Linked DNA regions of Homo sapiens: region 1 is linked to region 2. Evidence: chromatin contacts called from ENCODE Hi-C or POLR2A ChIA-PET data. All regions are on one chromosome and are shown on one strand. The core of a region is the stretch at or near the end of the contact, and the rest is flanking DNA. Distances in the headings are between cores, read along the strand shown.

What was found. Hi-C counts contacts between places; a loop is a spot of excess contacts on that map. ChIA-PET counts read pairs that join two places held with the same protein, here RNA polymerase II (POLR2A).
Region 1: a loop to region 2 is called in a map of sigmoid colon, with 5 times the contacts of the local background. The contact joins the enhancer-like site here to the promoter of LINC02310 in region 2. A Hi-C loop is called at or near these places in 1 of 168 maps with a recorded cell type or tissue (sigmoid colon). POLR2A ChIA-PET finds 5 or more read pairs at or near these places in 1 of 52 experiments (OCI-LY7).

What each region holds. Positions count from the first base shown.
Region 1 is chr14:52,348,780-52,355,357 of GRCh38, reverse strand. No RefSeq gene overlaps it. Among named protein-coding and RNA genes, the nearest start is that of PTGER2, 38 kb to the right of the region's middle. Within about 2 kb of position 3,422, at least 7 of the 41 ENCODE cell types and tissues checked have a DNase peak (open chromatin) inside an H3K27ac peak, as active enhancers do; they include sigmoid colon, where a contact is called at or near this core.
Region 2 is chr14:51,393,737-51,400,290 of GRCh38, reverse strand. LINC02310 (long intergenic non-protein coding RNA 2310) reads left to right here and starts at 3,156. Exons shown (of 4, transcript NR_146549.1): 1 at 3,156-3,291. It also overlaps a transcript of FRMD6 not described here. RefSeq lists enhancers at 3,308-4,507, 4,168-4,668, 4,669-5,169.

The sequences.
Region 1 (6,578 bases), core at 2,173-4,672, 950 kb before region 2:
AATTCCAGTTTGTCCTGGGCTGTTAATCTGAGTTTCATTTCTCAATGACTTCCTCCCACAACTCCTTTGCGGTTCAAATAGTCAGCCCTATGGCTCTTTTCTCATCAAGTGTTTGTGTCTTCTGTTCCTGCAGTCTTGAGGGGCTTTGTCTTCCTTTTATTCAGCTGTTGGGAGTGGTTTGTGGATAAGACCTGAGCAGGCTGAGTCCCCCTGAGTTCCATGGCCTCCAAAGCCAGTAGTGTGGAGTAAGACATAACATTGTGTGTATGCAATGGCTGTTGTCCAGTTTAGGGATATCACACATTTGGCTGTATACTTAGTGACTTGCCACTGAATCACAGCCTCCTCCGAAGGTGGACTGAACTTGTAACTTTTGGGCTAGAAAGAGGTGGATAATTAATTATTCTAATCACCATGTCCCCATTAATCAGTTGTGTTTCTTAGATGGGAAACTGGGCTTAAGTGCAGGCTTACAGGTGAAGGAAATTTAAAGAAAGGAAATAAAAGGAAAGGGTCAAATTTTGTGTCTAAGAACTATTTTCTAAGATTGGTTCTTATTAGTATAGATTCCAAGACTTCTCAGCTAACTTGGGAAATGCAGGGAACTGGAAAAGATGGGAGCTGGGTAAGGTGACTGCAAAGAATTACTGGTCCTTTAGGGTTAGAGGGAGATTATTTTAGGATCAGAAATATGTACTTTGGAAATGTGCCTGTTTTTAGAGTTTTGATTTTCCATAATTATTTCTTATGTTCTCTCTTATTTAGTTAAGTTTTAAAATATATCAAGCAAAAACCACTACAAAATGAAAAGCAACACAAGTATATGCATTTATAAGTCTAAAAGAAAATATTAAATGGGTCAAAGGGAACTAGGGAATGGGGCAGGGAGGGGATAGGGAAGAGTGTTCATTTTTGAGTCAGAGCTTCAGTGGGAATCAATATGAGGAAAACCTTAGCAGACTCCCATTCTGGAATGACTTCCTGGGGACTTTTCTTTTTTGCTAAAATCTTGGAAGATCTGTGTTTTACTCATAAGGGAGGCTCTTTTCTGTTATGATGTACTTTGTTTTACTTAGCACATGTAATCCTAAAATTACATTTATAAACTGCTTAGTAAAACTAGAAAAGTTAGATACTTAAATTTCACTACACACACACACACACACACACACACAGTGAGAGAGAGAGAGAAAGAGAGAGAAAGATGGGGTCTCTCCCTGTCACCCAAGCTGGAGTGCAGTGGCACAATCATGGCTCACTGCAGCCTCGACCTCCCAGCTTAATTGATCCTCCCACCTCAGCCTCCCAAGTAGCTAGGACTGTAGGCACACGGCACTATGCCTAGCTAATTTTTATATTTTTTATAGAGACAGAGTTTCACCATGTTGCCTAGTCTGGTCTCGAACTCCTGGGCTGAAGCAATCCTTCTGCCTTGGCTTCCCAAAGTGCTGGCATTACAGGCATGAGCCACTGCGTGTGGCCTCACTTCATATATTATCAAGGCACTTCATAGGTTATTGTTTGTGTAAATCCAAGTTTTGATTTACTAAGTTTGCTAAAGAAGGTGGAAAATAGTTACTCTTAAGTGTCTTTATTATCTAAAAATCTTAGTGATAGATTTTGACTTGTTTGCATCTTACTTTTTTTTCCTGGAATAAATTTGACTTTCTTGGTTTATTAAAAGAAATTCTGGTTTGTATAACTACTTGTCAGGCCATGAAATGTGCAAAACCATGCATCTTATACCTTTTTATTTTTTTATGTGACAGTTGCACTTTTGTTGTCCAGGCTGAAGTGTAATGGCACGATCTTGGCTTACTGCAACCTCCGCCTCCCGGGTTCAAGTGATTCTCCTGCCTTAGCCTCCCGAGTAGCTGGGATTACAGCCATGCGCCACCACACCCGGCTAATTTTTATATTTTTAGTACAGACAGGGTTTCTCCATGTTGGTCAGGCTGGTCTCGAACTCCTGACCTCAGGTGATCCACCCATCTCGGCCTCCCAAAGTGCTGGGATTACAGGCGTGAGCCACCACACCTGACCTTTATACTCTTTTATTTGTGGTTTTGTGGGAAAAGACCTTGACAATAATATTATTAATGTATTAAAAACATTTCCCCAGGATGTTTGATTTTTAAAAATAATTTATAATCTAAAATCTGTAGTGTCTAGCTTTTATATAAAATGTGAGCTACAATGTTAACAACATTGCCAAATGGCTTACTTTAGTCATTCTCTGAAGAGACTTCCTTCTTTGCTCTTTCTACTCTACCTCTCTGCTCAAAAAATCCCAAATAGTAACCTCATTATATGTTATTATGATGATTTATAGGAATGATTTATAATGTGGATTACTCTTTTTCAAAAGGATCTGGAGGGACGGCTTTTTTTGTAGAAGTTTTTGAAAAGAGCCACTTAATAAATAATAAGCAATGTTTGTGTTTTTTGCAAGTGTAGCAGTGGGGTGCAAGGAGAAAAAGAAGAGGACCATTAGAAGATGGGGATGGCTGTTTGTGTGAAGTTCTCATCTCTTGTGTTTTCAAGTCCTGAACGACAGGGATTATGTCTGATGCATGTTTGGTTTCCTTGTGCAATGCTTTGAAGTGTCTCCCTTCCAGGAACACACAATTCAAGAGAAAAGTAAGATAAGTACACAAACAACTATAGTTCTAAACAAATGAGCAATTGCGTTATTTGAAACGTTTTAGAGGCTATTTTAGAAAGAAACGCAGCTGTAGTATTGTCAAGTACACAGAGTAAATTGAATTCACTGCCAAGTATTATTAAATTTTAGTTACTGATGATGGCACAAGTTTTTGTTGAAATGTTAGACTTGTTTTGACCTTCAAATTGTGTTAAAAAGTTTTAACCAGTTTAAATTTGGGTGTATCAACATTTTAGTTTTCTGATAATTAGTTGGTTTGGGGCACACCGCACAGGAAAAGGAAGAACAGAGAGGTTTTACTCAGAATCAGACCACTGTGGTTGTTTTTCTCCCAGGGTGATACGTCTTTAGGGGCATAAAAGGGTTAAGGGAAAAATCGTAAAAGCACCACAGTGCTTACAGTCCCTGAGTTGCTTCACTGAATATAAAACCAAGAAATCTCCTGTTAGCCAATCATTAATCTAGGTGTTGACAGCCCATTCAGTTTACTGACATTTATATAAAGCCCAGAGAGCTGAAGAAAATCAAATCAGGTTTTAAAGCACTGGAAAGAATGACATAGTTAAAATATAAATGTCTTTCTTAAAAGTTGATCATTACTGGAGGGGAAAATATCACATCCCTGAGAGATGAAATGTTTCAGGTCAGTAATTGTACTCTGTGGGTTGTACCTATCTGGAGCTGCATAGAAATGTACTGATGTGGCCCTGAGCATCTCATGGGCCCTCCAGGGCGGAGGATGATGTCCTCCTGGGCCAGACGGCATCAGAGGAGAAAATCCACCCTGGGGGAAGATAAATGTTTTGTAATAAGTGTGAGCAATTGGCTGAAGGGAACAATTACTTTTATCTTTGCTACTGAGCCTCTGGATTCTGCCAAGTATATTTATGCTCCTTGGCAAAGACTGGATTTTAATTTCTTGGCAAAACACACACAGACATCTCTCTTACAATATCTAGTAAAAGATTCTACTTTGTAAACACTCATTCTACAGGGTTTAGAAGCTAGTGTGGGGGATTAGATCACATGTGCCTCCTTAAATCTTCAGAGAGGAAAGAATTCTTCAGGAAGGGAAAACTTCAAGGCAGTTAAGCAGAGGAGGTCTGCCTGGTGAGTTATTTAGTCTGGCTCCTCTCCTTTTAAGTGCTCTCACTGATTCTGAGAGACAGGTTGAGTTCTTGATGCCGTTTAAAAAACGTAGCCATACCCTCCAGCTCACCCTTCGGCTCCTCATGAATTCTGTGCCATCTTGGGCTTATCTTTGTTTCTAGCTGGTGTGAATGTGACGATGTAATTTCAGCACTATGAAGTCACTGAGAACACTGGAGCTAGCGGTTACTGAGGTTATTAAGTGTCACTCAGGGCAGAATTCCCTATTAAATTGAGCCAAGGATACAGGCATAAGTGAGCTCCTGGCACAGGGCACTAAACAAAACTGACAGAAAGAAAACTTTGGGTTGCTGAAACCAATGGCCTTCTCTTGTGAGCAAATGCTCTGACATGGAAAAATGCTTTGCCTAGTGAGACAGATTGCCTCCTGCCTGTGGCCATGCTACTTAGGAGGAGCCGTATGATGCGATCCTAAGGTCCGTGATCAGTGATTCTGAACAGCAACTGTTTTGTTCAAAGGTTTGTGATCTGGGACCCCAAACAGCAACTGTTTTGTTCAAAGGGAGAGGTGTTATGTAGCAAAATCATCAAGTTGATTTTTTTCCTAAGTGCTATGCATCTAGTGCATGGTAACATGTGGCCTACCTACTCTCAGCTCCTGAGATTACAGACAGGCTCCTGAGGCAAATAGCCCTTAATTAAGGTTCTGGTACTATTAACAAGGATTTAAATGTTCATAGTTTAAGCCCCCTTTTTATAATGAACAAAATGATTCTTTACACCCAGCCATACTAATTCTACAACTTCTAATCCTGAGCAAGGATGGCGAATTTGTGACACATATGAGATAGCTCTCCTTGTTTGGTGCCCTGGCAGACATTCATTCACTCATCATGACATTCCAATAAGTCTTCAGAATTCATGTCAACAGAGCGCTCAGGCAGCTGTTGCCCAAAAGGCTTCTTACAGGAGTATAAGAGTGTGTCATGGCATCCAAGAGCAGAAATGCAGGAATGGCTTGCTACTGGAACTTTTCATTTTATTGGAACCTGTCATCACTGTTCCTCCTTGAGCTTTTAGGGTAGGCAAATAATGACCCCCCGTCCCCCACCACACATAAGGTGTCCTAATTCCTGGAACTTGTAAAATGCTACTTTATATAGCAAAAGGAACCTTGCAATTAAATTAAATATCTTGAGATGGAGAATTTATTTTGGATTATCCAGGTGAGCTCAGTGTAATCACAAGAGTCCTTAGAAGCGGGTAAGAAGGTCAGAGTCAGAGAAGATGTGACCAATGGAAGCAGAGTGGAGTGATGTAGCCATAAGCCAAGGAATTCAGGCAGCCTCAGATGGAAAAAGCAAGGAAATAGAATTTCTCCTATCGCCTCTGAAAGAATGCAAACGGCCAGCCAATTTTAGACTTCTGACTTCCAGCACTGTAAGATCACACATCTGTATGTCTTAAGCCATTAAGTTTGTGGTAATTTGTTACAGCAGCAACAGGAGATTATACAGCACTCATCTCCTTTGTTTCTCTTTACTGAATGGCTTTTTCTGCCCTTTAGTTCACAGAGCAAAACATGGCCTCCCCAGAATGCCCAAGCTTACACATGGCAGGGACTGTCACACACGTAGATTCTGACTCAGCTTTCTCGTCTCCATTTCCAAATACCAAAAAGAGAATGTGCCCAGGACAGCTTGGGTCAGGGGTTTTCCCCTTGGTTGGCCAGCCAAACCCAAGGTGCAAGGCCATACCACATCATGTTTCTTGTTTTGTGTGTGTGTGTGTGTGTGTGTGTGTGTACCCATAAATATTAATATCTTGGTTCTTGTCCTTCAGTATAAAGAATTGCTTTCTAGAGATTTATAGCTAATTGTCCATGTGCTGTTTACATTACTGTTCTTAGTGTGAGATTATATATTTTTCCAAAATCACAATGACCACACTTATTTCTTCATGTGCAAAAACACAGTTTTCTTGATTGGGGAGTTATTAGAATCCTAATATTTTACTTCCATTTTTTTTGTTTGTTTTTCTCATGCCATCTTTTAAGAGCAAAAGATAGGGCATGCATCTTGATTCTTGATTAGATAATGCAGTCCATAATCCATGTAATTATCTGGCGTTGGCACTATTCACAACAGCTGCTAACTAGATACGACCTGTATGCCAAATAAATAGGATAAATTTCCTGCCCACAAGGTTATATTCTAACAAAGGAGGCTGTGTTCTAGAAAATTTTGAATAATGAGATTTGGGAAAGGATTATACATTTTATCGTGTACTCTGCTTAAAAAATAAGTATGCTCTTCTTATGTCAGAACATGCTGTGAAAATAACAGTCACTAATCTTACCAAACAGAAATTCCATCTTAATGCCATATTTACTGACATACAATATTTACAAATTTGCAGTGATTCTTAGGAAAAGAATTCCCTGCTTTATCTCCTGTGATATGGTTCAAAAAACCCAAGAATACTAAGTTAGGCTTCTGCAAGTTAGCCCTGCATTAGAAAGAAGTGTTTATTAGTTAAAAAAGTACCATGTAAATTAAGCATTCCTGTGTGCTGAGCAAGCAGGCAACGTGGACTCATACTTAGAGATCTGAACTGTGGAACCATGGAACTTCTTAGCCAACTTTGTCAGTAAGTTGTCATTTCCGTGTGGCTGTTTAAATGTTTAACACAGAATCTGCAGCCCAGAAAATCAACAGCAGATCATTTGTTAAATGAGTGAGTGGTGGTAACATTTTCCTTTTGGTATTCTTCAGAAAACATGAACTGGTGTCAGGCAAGAGCC
Region 2 (6,554 bases), core at 1,907-4,406:
GGGAGTAGAGCGGTAGATGGGGAAGGAAAGACATTGGTCAAAGGGCACCAGTTTCAGTTAGACAGAAACAGAAGGAATACGTTCTGGTGACTTATTGCATGGCATGGTGACTAAAGTTAATAATAATACATTTTACATTCAAAATAGCTAAAAGAGAGGACTTTAAATGTTCTTACCACAAAGAAATGATAGATATTTGAGATGATGACTGTGTTTATTAGCCTGATTTGATCATTCCACAATGTATGCATGTATTGAAACATTCCATTGTGCCCATATATATATACAATTATTTTTTGCCAATTAAAAATAAAACTTTTTTTAAAAAAGGAATATTTGCTAACTAAAAAAAAAAACAACATTCTCTGCACATTGAAGCATAAAAGAAAAAATAAATTCAAAAATTCTCACTTTCTTATTCGCCTGTATTTGCCTTATCTAACAAAACCTCTTATTTCTACTTAAGTCAATTCAATGATTTCACTACTTTTGACAAGAGCTGGTCTAAAGTTTATTCTATGAGAGTCAATCAATAATATAAATATAACCAGAATAAAAATACTGAGAAAACAGCTCTCTTAGATAGAGAGAAACACTTTGGAAGCACCCACTTATGTATCAATAATTTAACTAAATTTGAAGCACAGAGGAGGTACTGCTAAGCCTATTGTGATATAATAATTTCAAATCCATCAATTCAATGAAGAACAACACTTTTCAGCCTAATTCTCATAACTGCAGGCACTCAAAAGTAATAAAGTTATATTTTGGAAACAATATTCTAATAGTCAGATATTTTTCTAACTCAGATGATATATCCCAAATTTAATCTAGATTAATGAGGTTTTACTAGGCACTCATGTATCTACCGAAAAATGGGGCACATTCAGATGGTGGCTAATGTCTACTAGAGAGGAAAGTAGTAGATTTAATATTTATTGAGCCCTTAATATTTTCAAGTAACTGTGATGGGTGAACCATTAACTACAAATAGTCCCTTAATGCAGTAGCCTGGCAGACAAGTGTGAGACATGCATAAAGATAGACGGGGAGGAGAAGGAAGACCTGCTGAATGCAATGTTTAAGGAAGGCAGAAGAGGGAGTGGTAAATTCTGACTCAGGGAATGACGAAAGGGTAAGGTTTCCAAGAGCAGAGCTGGGGCCAGGGTATCAACAGAAGAAAGCTCATGAGCAATGGTAGACACACAGGAAAAGGGCTTGGCTAGGAGCAGTGAGCAGTTTGCTGAGTTTAGGGTGTGCCGATGTGGGGTGGGGACAGTAAGTGTGTGGGAAACAGAACTGGAGCATCAGGCTAGGGCCCGATCCTGGAGAGACTTAGAGGCCATTCCAGGGAGGTTGGGCTTTATTCTGTACACACTGGCAATCTGCTGACATGTTTTGAGCCAAGGAGTGAGCAGATCTAGGTTTGGGGCACTCTCTTTGGTGATGGTGGATAGGATAATTTGGAGTCGGGAAAACCTGGAGACCAGTGAAAAAATTATGGAATCTATTGTCCCTGGTTGAGACTCTTTTTCCCAATTTTCTAGTTTACCTGCTGTCTTCAGAGAGGATTATTAGCATATCAGGGTGTAATTTTTTGAATGAAAGTAGGAAATTAGGTTTATCATTATTTCTTTGTTCCAAAAGCCTGGTTGTTAGAGACTTCTTATTAGTGTACTTTTCATAATCTAAGAATTTCTAGTGAGATGGTGAAATATGCAAAAAAAAAATGCAATTTGCTCAGCTTATAAATATTGGCTATTTAATTAACATTGTTTGTGACAATGACATATTTTTCTTATATAGATGATGAGAGAAAGTTCTTTGAAAAATTGCATAGCTATTGTTCTTGAGTAAGTTGCTAAGAGCATTTTACCACCAAGAATAGAGCTAAAGAAAATTGGCTTTGCCTTGTCTGAAGACCATGACTTCTACCTTGGGAACATGTGCACCGAAATGAATACAGCCTCCTCTATGTGTTCACGGGAGGGGATCGTGGGTGGGGAGGTGCAGTGATTCTCAGAACGGCCCTTGTAATTTAAACCTAAGTACCAATATCTCTATGTCAGAAGCAAGGAAATAGACCAAAGCATTAAATGACTAGTTTCAAAATATGCACTTAACCAGCTCTAATGCTGAGAGGAAAATCTTCACTTTTATAATTTTTTTGTATATCCAAGTAAATATGTATAACAACTTTCTCCTAAGACATTTCCCCCTTTTGGTTCTAGAGACCAAAAAAATTGTTGTCTATGTTTCTAAACTTTTTTTCAAGGACTTCACACTTTTAAATTCAAGTTGAATACCCGTTATCTGAAATGCTTGGGACCAGAAGTGTTTCAGATTTTGGATACTTTTGGGTTTTCGAATATTTGACTATATACCTTGAGATATATCAGGGATGGGACCTAAGTCTGAACAAAAAATTCATTTATGTTTCATATACACCTTATAAACATTGCCTAAAGATAATTTTATACAATATTTTAAATAATCTTAAGCACGAAACAAACTTTTGACTGTGTTTTGACCGCAACTCATCACACGAGGTGAGGTGTGGAATTTTCTACATGTGGCGCGATGTCAGTGCTCAAAACATTCAGATTTTGGAGGATTTTAGATTTTGGAGTTTGAGATTACAGGTGTTCAACCTTTGTATCAAACACAACCAATTTATTAACAAAGCAGGTACAAAGTACAACACACTTATGCCCCTAACTTTTGAAGAAAAGCAAAAAAGATTAGTAGGTAAAAGTTGTTTTTCTCTCCCACAAATCATCTTTGCTACTCACACACACATATACTTTGCAAGTGTTTCCAAATCTCTGAAAACTTCACATCTCTTGTCTCAAGCTCTAGGTATGTACCTGCCTACCATAGTGTGGTGTCAAAGGGAAGGTGTCTGAGCAAACTTATTGATCTTAACCTTTTCTTCTCCACCTATGGCAGAAGCCACAAATACCTTATGTAAAGGGCTTGCAGCTGTGCCCTGTGAAGGAGCACTCCCTCCAGACTGGGCATGCGTCCTGGCCTCTGTTTGGAATGCTCTCTTTCTGCCTCAGTTTCCTTCCTGATGTATATATATAGACTCAGCCTCTCTGCCCAAGTCTTCTATGATGACAGCTCACTAGGCAGGCAGCGTGGATCTATGTTCCAGTCTCCTCTTGCAGATCAGATACCACCTCTGAGATCCTTCTCTGCTCCTCACTGACCAAACTCAAGGAACAGATCTTCCCTGCCCAGGTCTCCAGGACCCCAACCTACCCACTTCTAGGAGAGAATTCACACAGGGTAAGTTAAGAACACTTATAGCAAGGGATAAATCCTCCCTGCCCCTCGCATGGTGTGCCTTAACATTTAGCCCTAACCACAGGGATACAGAATAGCCCCTTCTGCAAAACTGAACTGGAAAATTGGATCCACATATAAAAAAGGAGGTTGTTCTGGCTAATTGATTAGTAAGGCCCCTGTAGCTCGTCCAGTTACATATATTCATGTCCAGCTTGTCACACTGTCTGGCTGACTAATTTGGCCTACAGACTCCCCAAACATGAGATTCTAATGACTCACCTAAAGTTTTAATATTCAGAAAACTGGGCCTTCTCCTTGGAAAGTTGTTCCGATGAGCAGGAATGTTAATCTGTGAGTGTAAGTACTGCCTTCACCTCTGGACGTGTCTGTGTGGTATGTGCCAAAGAGACAGAACTCAGCACAGATGGTGACTCCTGAATCATTAACTTCAGGCAGCTGCGTTCCGTGGCTGTACAGCTCCGTGGCAGCACAGGCACCAGGAGCCCACAGATTATCACGATAAACAGTACAAGACCTCTTGCAGGTCGTAGGCCATGGAGCACATGTTTAACTTCTTTGGGGAAAAAAATAATTCGCTGGCAAAAAAAAAAAACCCAGAATATTTGCCAAACACCTCATTTCCTGCTCTATAACCAGATGGTTATGAATCATGTGAAATATCCCTTCCACCTCCATGAACAAATATTCGTGTTATTTACAAACTAGTAGTACATTTGTGACTGCACATACATGCTTAACAAATTTCTAGGCCGTGGAATGTATTTCTCAAGTATATGGGAAAATCTATAACATGAAAATCTTTATCTTCCCAGGCTTTCTGAATAATGTGTATTAAACAGTTGTTGACGACCTAACAAAAGTTACTGGGTCTTGGAGTGTGAGACAGATCACTATTTTGGAGAAAGGATGTTATATGAAGCAGGAACTACATTTTTTCACTGTGGTTTCACCCTTTTATTTAGAAACAACAATAAACATTTTTGTTACGGCTTTGAAAAGAGAAAATAAATCCCTTTTTGTTATGGCTTTGAAAAGAGAAAATACATGCCTTTTTGGAAGAGAGAAAGAGAAAAGGCAGGAAGGAAGGGAAAGAAGGAAGGGGAGATTGGATGGATTCTTTGCTAGCCAAGGTGCCTAAGAGCTAGAAACAAAAGTAGGAAATACAAACACTGTAGCTTTCTGCACCACAGCTGCCTCCCCTCGCAACAAAGAGCAGGCCCTCGGCCTCCGAGCCTGGGAGAGGGAGCATCACCCTTAGGCACAATGTAGCCCAGAAGGGCCTGGCGCTGTCCTTTTTGGCCTCCTGACAAGAATGTTCACTTACAGATCCCAAGTTATCCTAAGTCCATCTGGCGTGTTCTGAGGATCAAAAACAAATGTGTGGAGCCTCCCCTCCCTCGCACCCGCCTGCACTCTCAGGCTCTGACCTGCTTTCAGGAGCACTCAGGGTGAAGCCCAGACTTGTCCCACAGGGGATTCTCTGGGAGGGAGGCTGGGAGCACATGGCATGCAGTGCCTCTGCCTCCTCACCCACCCTAAGAGGTGGAAGGAGGCAGCCCAGCAGTGCCCCTCAGAGTCAAAGACAGCGTGGCTCGCTCTCACAAGCCCTTCAGCTTGCTGGGCAGTAGTGAGATTTTTTGTTCCTTTCTTATTAGAGTCACAGAGAGTCAGAAGGGAACTCAGAGATGATTTTACAAAGGGAAGAATATTAAGGCTTAGCGAGGTCAGACTACTCACACAGGTCATGGCAAATTAGCAGAAGAGTTGGGATTTCATTTTTAGTGTTTTGCCATCCTATGGATGGGTTTAAATCAGAGGTAATAACTTTGATCCAGCTATTCTTCAAGAGAAAATAAAGCCAGGGCTTTGGGAACAGTAGGAGGTGGGGATGAGGGGAAGGGCAACATCAGGCAGCATTTATGTGACCAAACAGACACGTTTTTGACACAGGTTGGACATGTCAGATAAAATAATCTGCCATCTGCACCAACTTGCTTGACCTGAACAACAAGTTCAAATGCCAAGGTGACTAGAGAAGAGGGAGAGTACAGGAAGCAAGGGAGGGGGAGAGGCTTCTCCTCTTTCTCAGGACAGGAGTCTGGCACCTCATCTTTTTATGAACAATAGAGCCCCTGTGTAAGCCCCATGTCCCTCAGGAAAGGAGGATCCCAGGAGGTCCCATCCTCTGCAGCCTGCAGTGCCTCTTCCTCATTTCCTTATTGACTCCTGATTCCGGGGGTCCTAGGTGGGCAGGGCTTAGACGTCCAGTTGCATCAACTGTCCCTGCATCCTATCCCTGATTTTACTTCACTACAGGAAGTAGCCAGAGTGCAACAGCAGGCTCTCTGTGTCTGGATTTTATGACAAAAGAGGATTTATAAACAGAACTTGAGGGCCTTCCTGAGAAAGAGAAATTGGCCTCTCTTCAGTCAGGAGCCAGGGAATTATTTGCACGCCAAGCAAATAGCTCCCAAGCTAACAATAAATGGCTCTGGGGCTGTGTCATTCATTGACCCTGGGAATTCACCCAAGGCACCTCTGAAATTTGAAAATAGCTGTTAATTACATTAAATCGTGAGAATTACAGATTTTTCCAAAAGGGATGACTATTAGAAATGTGAGGTGTCAACGGAGGTTTGATGAATAGGCACCACCAGTTTGTTTTCTTCCTATAATCCAAGCCTCTGAAAATGACCTGAGAATTCACACATATGATCTGAGAGTCAGAATTGGCCAATATTGTAGAAAGTAAAGGTAAAACCTGTATTCTTCCCACCTCCCTTTAACAGAGTACGTACTACATTAGTCTGGTGTTTGGAACACCTACTGTAGGTTATTCCTTTGGACTTATGCGTTTTTGTACCTAAGAAACTTCTTTCAAAATAAAAATACTCTTGCCAGGGGCAACATATCAGGCTGTTGTAGACTGAATTGTGTCCCCCTAAAATTCATGGAAGTCCTAACCCCCAGTAGCTCCGAATGTGACTGTATCTGGAGACAGGGTCTTTATAGAGGTAATTAGGTTAAAATGAGGTCACTGGGATGGGCCCTAATCCAATATGATGGGTCTCCTTATAAGAGGAAATTGAGACACAGACCTGTTCACAGGGAAGACCGTGTGAAGACACTGGAAGAAGACAGCCATCCACAAAGCAAGGACAGGAGCCTTGGAGGAGAACAATCCTGGGGACTCCTTGATCTTAGACTTCTAGCCTCCAGGATTATTAGAAAATAAATTTATG